Regions from separate parts of the Mus musculus genome. Here region 1 is linked to region 2. Evidence: chromatin contacts called from ENCODE POLR2A ChIA-PET data. All regions are on one chromosome and are shown on one strand. Each heading gives the region's core, a stretch centred on a gene start or an enhancer-like site at or near the end of the contact. The rest is flanking DNA. Distances are from core to core; before and after follow the strand shown. Region 1 holds the start of Tpcn2 (two pore segment channel 2). Region 2 holds the start of Ccnd1 (cyclin D1).

What was found. ChIA-PET counts read pairs that join two places held with the same protein, here RNA polymerase II (POLR2A).
Region 1: POLR2A ChIA-PET joins it to region 2 with 15 read pairs in embryonic stem cell. The contact joins the promoter of Tpcn2 here to the promoter of Ccnd1 in region 2. POLR2A ChIA-PET finds 5 or more read pairs at or near these places in 3 of 5 experiments (Patski and embryonic stem cell).

What each region holds. Positions count from the first base shown.
Region 1 is chr7:145,282,316-145,285,807 of GRCm38, reverse strand. Tpcn2 (two pore segment channel 2) reads left to right here and starts at 1,797. Exons shown (of 25, transcript NM_146206.5): 1 at 1,797-1,957. The coding sequence starts at 1,897.
Region 2 is chr7:144,937,848-144,941,581 of GRCm38, reverse strand. It overlaps Ccnd1 (cyclin D1), which reads left to right and starts at 1,751. Exons shown (of 5, transcript NM_007631.3): 1 at 1,751-2,086; 2 at 3,480-3,695. The coding sequence starts at 1,889.

The DNA of each region.
Region 1 (3,492 bases), core at 548-3,047, 340 kb before region 2:
ACTGTAAACTATTGTCAGTTTGAAAACAGCGTACCTAGTTTTAGTATCTCCAGATGAATGGGGCGTGAGACAAGGAGTAACCTCAGTACAGAACTGTGAGTGGCTCCACCCTGCTGTGCTGGCCTTGAACACGGTAAGCCTTAGGTCTTAGGTGGTGGCTTTTTGTTTGGTTGCCTTTTGTTTTTCCAAACAGGGTTTCTCTGTGTGTAGCCCATGCTGTCTTAGAACTCTAGACAAGGCTCAAACTTTTAGAGATCTGTCTGCCTCTGCCTCCTGAGTCCTGGGATTAAAGGCTCTGAGCCAGCACCACCCGGCTGATATATGTGCCTTAACTGCCTTCCCCAGGGGACAAACCTGTAGAGATGGGCAAAGGAGAGTCAGAGAGCAGGAAGTCTTGCGTCAAATGTGGAGGTGGTGCATTTGGAATCTGAGCATCCAATCTGTGCTTGCCAGCTGTGAAATGGGGGTGGGGGGGGAGGGATATAGTGATCCCAGGAGCTGGGAACCGTCTCAGGCACCCCAGGCACGCCTAGCAAGTGAGGAAGCATGGATCTCAGGCCAAGCTTCAAGAAAATTAACTCAGCCTGTCTCCTTGATGGGTCCACGGTGGGTTTTTTCCTCCATCTCTGAAGAATATCTCACAATGTGGCTGAAGACAGGGTTCAATGGTGAAATGTATTTGTCATGTAAATCTGAAAACCTGAGTTCAGTCCCTGGAACCGACTCCTGAAAGTTGTCCTCTGACCTTCAAGTACTATGTGGTATGTCTGAACCTGCCTGCACTTGTATATATACACAGACACGCACATACACATGAACACATACGTATACACACATAACAACAACAATAATAATAAAAGAAAAAATTAAAAAGATCCCAGTAGAGTGACCATACTCTGATTTCAGCCTTCTGAGGCCTCAAGAGATAGTCCTATCTTTGGACTTCTGATCTCCAGGCAACAGATTACAGCTCTCTCTCTCTCTCTCTCTCTCTCTCTCTCTCTCTCTCTCTCTCTCTCTCTCTCTCTCTCTCTCTCTCTCTCTCTCTCTCTCCTTCTCCTGGAATTAACTAGTAGTAGGCTGTTCCCAGACTGACATCAATCCTCAGGTCTCTGCTACCTGTAGTACTGGGATTCCATGTCTGTGCATCAACATACCCAGTTTCAAGCTTTAGTTTGTTTAATTTCTGGAGAAATTCAAGATTCATTTTTGTGGGGCATGACCTCTGTGGTCACTCCCTTGTTCACAGTACTCACATGCGTCAGAGTCACGCAAAATGCTTGCTTAAACACTTCTGGGCTTTGAGTCACACAAAATGCTTGCTTAAACACTTCTGGGCTTTGGGTGTAGCAGGGGTTGAGAGCTTGCCTGGCGTCTTATAAGGCTCTGGAAATAAAAAGCAAGCAAGCAAGCAAGCAAGCAAGCAAACTCAGTCAGTCAGTTACACATTCAGTCAGTCACTCAGACAGTCACTAAGTCAGTCAGTCAGTCAGTAAGTCCCTCAATCAATCAGTCAGTTATTCATTCATTCACTCAGTCAGTTATTCACTCACTCACTCACTCACTCACTCACTCACTCACTCACTCACTCACTCACTCACTCACCCACTCTCTCACAAGAAGAGATTCCTTCTGACATTCCTAGAGCTGGGACGGAATAGTAGTCATTTGCATTGATTGAAAAACTTCCTTGATAGCCTTAGCTTCTTTGCCTTCTGCCACTAGGTGCTGCAGAGAAGCGGAGCGCCACCCATTGGGGGAGGGGCTTGTTGCTTCCGCCTTCCAGAGGGATTTCTCCGTTCTCATTGGCTGTTGCTGGGAGTCATCACAGAGCTCCTCCTCCGGAACGCCTGGCTCTCGCGGCTGGGACCAGGTCCGGCCTGTTACATTGGTGGGATGGCGGCAGAAGAGCAGCCCCTTCTGGGCCGGGACCGAGGCAGTGGCCAGGTCCACTCCGGTGAGTGAGGTGTCACTTTCAGTTTTACTTTTCTTTTTTCCTTACTTTTTGAGACAGGGTCTCAAGTAGCCAGGCTGACCTTGAACTCCAGATCCTCTTGATTTGGCCTTCCAAGTGTTGGGGTTACAGCACCACTCTAGCTTCTTCCTCATTAGGGAGAAAAGCGTGCTCCAGCCCATGGTCCCCAGGCAGTGAGTGGCCGAACATCCTCTGAGAGCGACTTTGGAGCACTGCTTTGGCTGCTAAGGGCTGAAGCTGGTAACCTAAGGCCAGGGAGACTTCCTTCCTTGTTTTCTTAAGTGCTTCGGAGCCTTCTTTCCTTTTCCCTTCCTTGGTCAGGGACATTGCTGAGCCCAGGGAGAGTGGAGTTAGCCTCCCAGTCATCTCCAGAGGATGCTGGCTGACAGGCAGGAGGATATTCTTCTCATTTTCCAGATGAGCAAACCTAGGCAGAGAGAGGGGAGGGGGAGAGGGGAAGAGGGAGAGAGAGACAGAGTGAGTTGTGCCCTCCTCACCTCTGACCTACCTAAGGTCACAGCCCTGCCTTCTGGTGTGGTCACTGCCCTGTGTGTGCTGGTGGCCTGGTCATTCAAACTTCCCTTTCTGAACTTCCTTTCCTCCCTGTTTGGGAGCAGACTGGGTTGGCACACTGGCCCCTGTCTACCCATAGCCCGTGCCTTTTCACTGAAGAGTGAGGACATAGGGTCCGTAATAGGAGACGAGGAAGCTAGACACTGAGGTGACCACATGTCCACCTACTCCTCCCTCTCTGCTGAAACCACTCGTCAGGGACAGGGCATATGGTTCAGGGGACACATACTTGGTGTTAGGCATCTGGAACCTTTCTGGGGCTGCCAGTTGCTGAGTGTGGGTCTTCGTCGGGTTACTTAGCTGGAGTTTCAATACAAGGGGTAGTAACAGACTGGTGGGGTAGGGGACACATTTTGAGGATCCAAAGAGAGATTTTGTGGCATCCAGTGCGTGGGTCTTAACAGATGTCCATGATAGCAGTGCCATGCTGCTTCTAAGCCTTGTCCCTGCAGAGTGGACAAGCGACAGGTTTAGCTTTCTCTGTGGAGGCAAGACTCAATGCTGGGCATTGTCACACAAGAGACTCACTCTCTGGGAAGGCTGGGCAGTGTTGGATGAGAAACTCTGGAGGGTCTTTTTCCAAACACTGTGGTTTTGGGTAGGGCTGTTGAGAACCCAGACAACACTCTGTATTTGCATCTCCTAGACTGGGCTGTCTATGAGAATGAACCTTTCAGTCTCCAGGTCAGCATCCAGTGGGTGAGAATCTCCGCTCTGAGTTTGGCTGACCTGTGGTCAAACTCTCAGAGGGGGTAGATATTGCTGCAGGCCTGCCTTCCCAAGGATCCCAGGGGTCCCTACAGATGTGTCCTGCTAAACCAGGCCCACCTGACTGGCCCCTGTCAAAGGTTTCACAGAGTGGTTTTTATCTTGTTCCTGACTGCTGTAAAAGAGGGGGAGGCTGTTTATAGGCTTTGTGGGCTAACTGCAAAGTGGAGGACCGT
Region 2 (3,734 bases), core at 502-3,001:
GGTGGCTGCGGGTCGCTAGCCCGTGCTGCAGGGTGGGCGAGCCCCTTTATGCCCCGCTGCCCTTGGTGGCGCACCCTGGCTAGGCTAGCCTGCTCAGTTCGCAGGCACTCAGCCGCGGGTGATAGCGCGCAGCCCCATAAATCATGCTTACTGCCGCCCGGTAGGGATTTTATGAATGAAAAGGCAGCCTGGCCGCCCTCGTGCTTAGGCTAAGGCTCCCAGGCTTGGCGGGGCCTGTGGCCAGAGCAAGCGTGGGCACTCTGCCCGGGCCACCCACCACCTTCGGAGCTACAGTGGAATCACTGTCCCGAAGGGTCCGGACTTTAGGGACCCCAATGTCGGGGGAGGGGGAGCGGAAGGCATGAGCTCGGAAGGTGAGGGGTTTGCGTCTTGTGTGCCGCCTGGACGCTGTGCGCTCCTTTACCAGTTTCTTCTGGGACACGAAAGTATTCCGTGGGAAATGTGTGTGAATAGTTCGCCTAGCTTGAAGTCGGGTATTGTGAAAACGTTTCCAAAACTAGGGAACTAAATAATGGACGAAGGTGGTGGAACCGCTTTATTCTAAAAATATTTTATTTGAATCTATAAATTATAAACTTAGGAGTCCATTCAGTTAACCACGACCATCTATAGATTCTCTTTAAATATCACCTTATCGGCTCACAAGTTTATCTTGATTCTCACCAGCCGCCCCCCCCCTCCCCCAACTCAAGACTGCAATTCTAAAGGTGGAGAAACACCACCACCCTCAACGAAGCCAATCAAGAAGCTTCCGGTGGTCTGGTTCCTGGAAGGGCGACTAATAACTTGCAGCGATTTACTTTTCTTAATTAAAAAATAAATTAGGAAGGAGCCTATCGTGTCTCAACCTTTTCTTCAACGGTTTATTTTTCTTGGGCAAACCGCCTGCAGTGGAGGAGGGGGATACTGGGGGACCCTGGCCAGGATAAACCGGTCACTGTATGAAGACAAATCTCAGATCCCACCCCACCCCCCCAGCGAGGAGGAATAGATGAAATAATGGCCACCATCTTGAGCTGTTGCTGGAATTTTCGGGGTTTTATTTTATTTTTGAGCGAGCGCATGCTAGGCTGGGGATCCTTTAAAGTTCAGATACCCCTCTGGCCCTTTGCAACCACCCCAGTGCGCCAGGATGGAGCCTGCACGAGAGCTTAGGGCTCGTCTGGCATCTTCGGGTGTTACACAGTTCCTGAATTTTACACGTGTTGATGAAATTGAAAGAAGACAGGGACGCTGGGATTTCTAAGCAATGGGTCCGCCTGTGGGTGCCTCGTGGCGTACTCGGAAACGCACCCATTCTCCCGGTTTAAGAACAGGGTGTCCTTGCACCCCCAGGCTCCCCTTCCATACATTCTTCCTTGGCTTGCGTGTGGCCTGGCCTCCCTCCTAGCTGTCCTCCTGTCCAGAGCCGCCACTACCCCACCTCCACAGGTCTCGGAGGACCCTCTTAGGGAAAGAAGCCCCCCTCCCCCTTGCCCCGCTCTTTCCCAGTTTGGAGAGAAGCAGTCCGAGCGATTTGCATATCTACGAAGGCTGAGGGGGAAGGGTTTGGGCTTGCCCCCCCCCCGCCGCCCCCCCCCCTCACTGCTCCCGAGCCCCCTCCCCCTGCACCCGCCTCGGCCCTCCCCCTCCCCCTTTTCTCTGCCCGGCTTTGATCTCTGCTTAACAACAGTAACGTCACACGGACTACAGGGGAGTTTTGTTGAAGTTGCAAAGTCCTGCAGCCTCCAGAGGGCTGTCGGCGCAGTAGCAGAGAGCTACAGACTCCGCGCGCTCCGGAGACCGGCAGTACAGCGCGAGGCAGCGCGCGTCAGCAGCCGCCACCGGAGCCCAACCGAGACCACAGCCCTCCCCAGACGGCCGCGCCATGGAACACCAGCTCCTGTGCTGCGAAGTGGAGACCATCCGCCGCGCGTACCCTGACACCAATCTCCTCAACGACCGGGTGCTGCGAGCCATGCTCAAGACGGAGGAGACCTGTGCGCCCTCCGTATCTTACTTCAAGTGCGTGCAGAAGGAGATTGTGCCATCCATGCGGAAAATCGTGGCCACCTGGATGCTGGAGGTAAGAGACTTTACAGGCTGCTAGCTTGGGACCCCCTGGCAACTTGTTGCTATCACCAACATCTTCCTCCCTTCTCTTCCCTTCCGTCACGGAGTTTTCCGGGTGCGTTGCTAGGACTCGGTATTCACAAAATAAATAGATTGGGTCCTTTTGAACGAGGAAGGTTTGGGAGTTGGGAAGATGGGAATTCCTTTTCCTGGTGGAGGGCAGTCGGGGAGGGGTGCCTTCGAGGGAGGACGGTGTCAGCGACACCACAGAGGGTGCAGGCTGAGCTTCTGTGGCCCCCGCTTGTGCCCCATTCCTGCAGCGCCTCGGCGGGGGCCGCCCCTGCGCGTTTCGCCAGCTCAAGGGGGGAGGGGGCATAAATTTGATTTTTAAATTAATATCCATGGACACGTATGCAAGGGCCGCTCGTGCCAATATTATGCGCCATCTTTGCTCCTTTATTGCAAAGCAAAAAGTGTTTATTAATAATTGGGGGCAGGGCAGGGAGCGGCAGTAGGGGCGCTGGGACAGGCACGAGGGGCCTCGTGGCGGCCGGGAATCACTAAATAAGACAGTGTGAGGAATATTTGGGGTGGGGGATTCTTTGTTCAAACAGCGGACCTGGGTACCCCGCACACGCTGCCTGGCCCAGAGAAAACGCCAGGCTGCAAGGTCGCGTGGCCCCCTAGTCAATGAGACTGACTGTTGTGCGTGCGGTTCTGGATTTGGAGGAACCTGTCTAGGTCAAACTGGGGGCGGAGGGGGACAAAAGCACATTTTCAGATGTTCAGCAGGAGACTCAGGGGTCCCAAAATATTTTAAAATAATTTTTAAAGTGAGGCATAATGCCCTTGTAGAGGCAAACAGCGCCCGCACCCTGCAAAAGGGGGGCCCCCGGAGTTTGAGTTGCTGGAGCTCACCCCCCGATGTCCACTGAGCTCCTGACCCTCGGCTTGGATCAAGGGTCGTCCGATGGTTATTTTCAGGTCGTTTTTAGGCACCTAGTTATTTTTTAAATATTTTTAAATATTTTTTGAAAAGATGACGTCTGGGAAATGCAGCGCGGCGGCCTGGGACGCCACCATTGTGTCTCGCGTGCGCTCGAGCGGCGCCCAGCCCCCGGCGCCCCGCCAGCCCCGCGGTGGGGTTCTCTGGCTTGTGGCTTCCTAATTTCAACAGGGGACCGGGGTCTCCGTGGCCACCATTGCTTCGACCGGCCCCGCCAGCTGCCCAAAGACTTTCCCTTTCAGTTTCAGGGTGGGTGGGCACTGGGAACCCTCGGAGCAGGAGCGCATCCCAGGGAGTTGGCCACCGGAATCCCTCTCTGTGCAATCTAGGAGAAGGGAATGGGGTCGTATCGAGCGACGCCCCCCTCCCACGTTGACGGTCAGGGTCCGGATCCCCGCAGGTCTGTGAGGAGCAGAAGTGCGAAGAGGAGGTCTTCCCGCTGGCCATGAACTACCTGGACCGCTTCCTGTCCCTGGAGCCCTTGAAGAAGAGCCGCCTGCAGCTGCTGGGGGCCACCTGCATGTTCGTGGCCTCTAAGATGAAGGAGACCATTCCCTTGACTGCCGAGAAGTTGTGCATCTACACTGACAACTCTATCCGGCCCGAGGAGCTGCTGGTAACCACGTAACCCACCACCGACAATCCCTCTTTATGC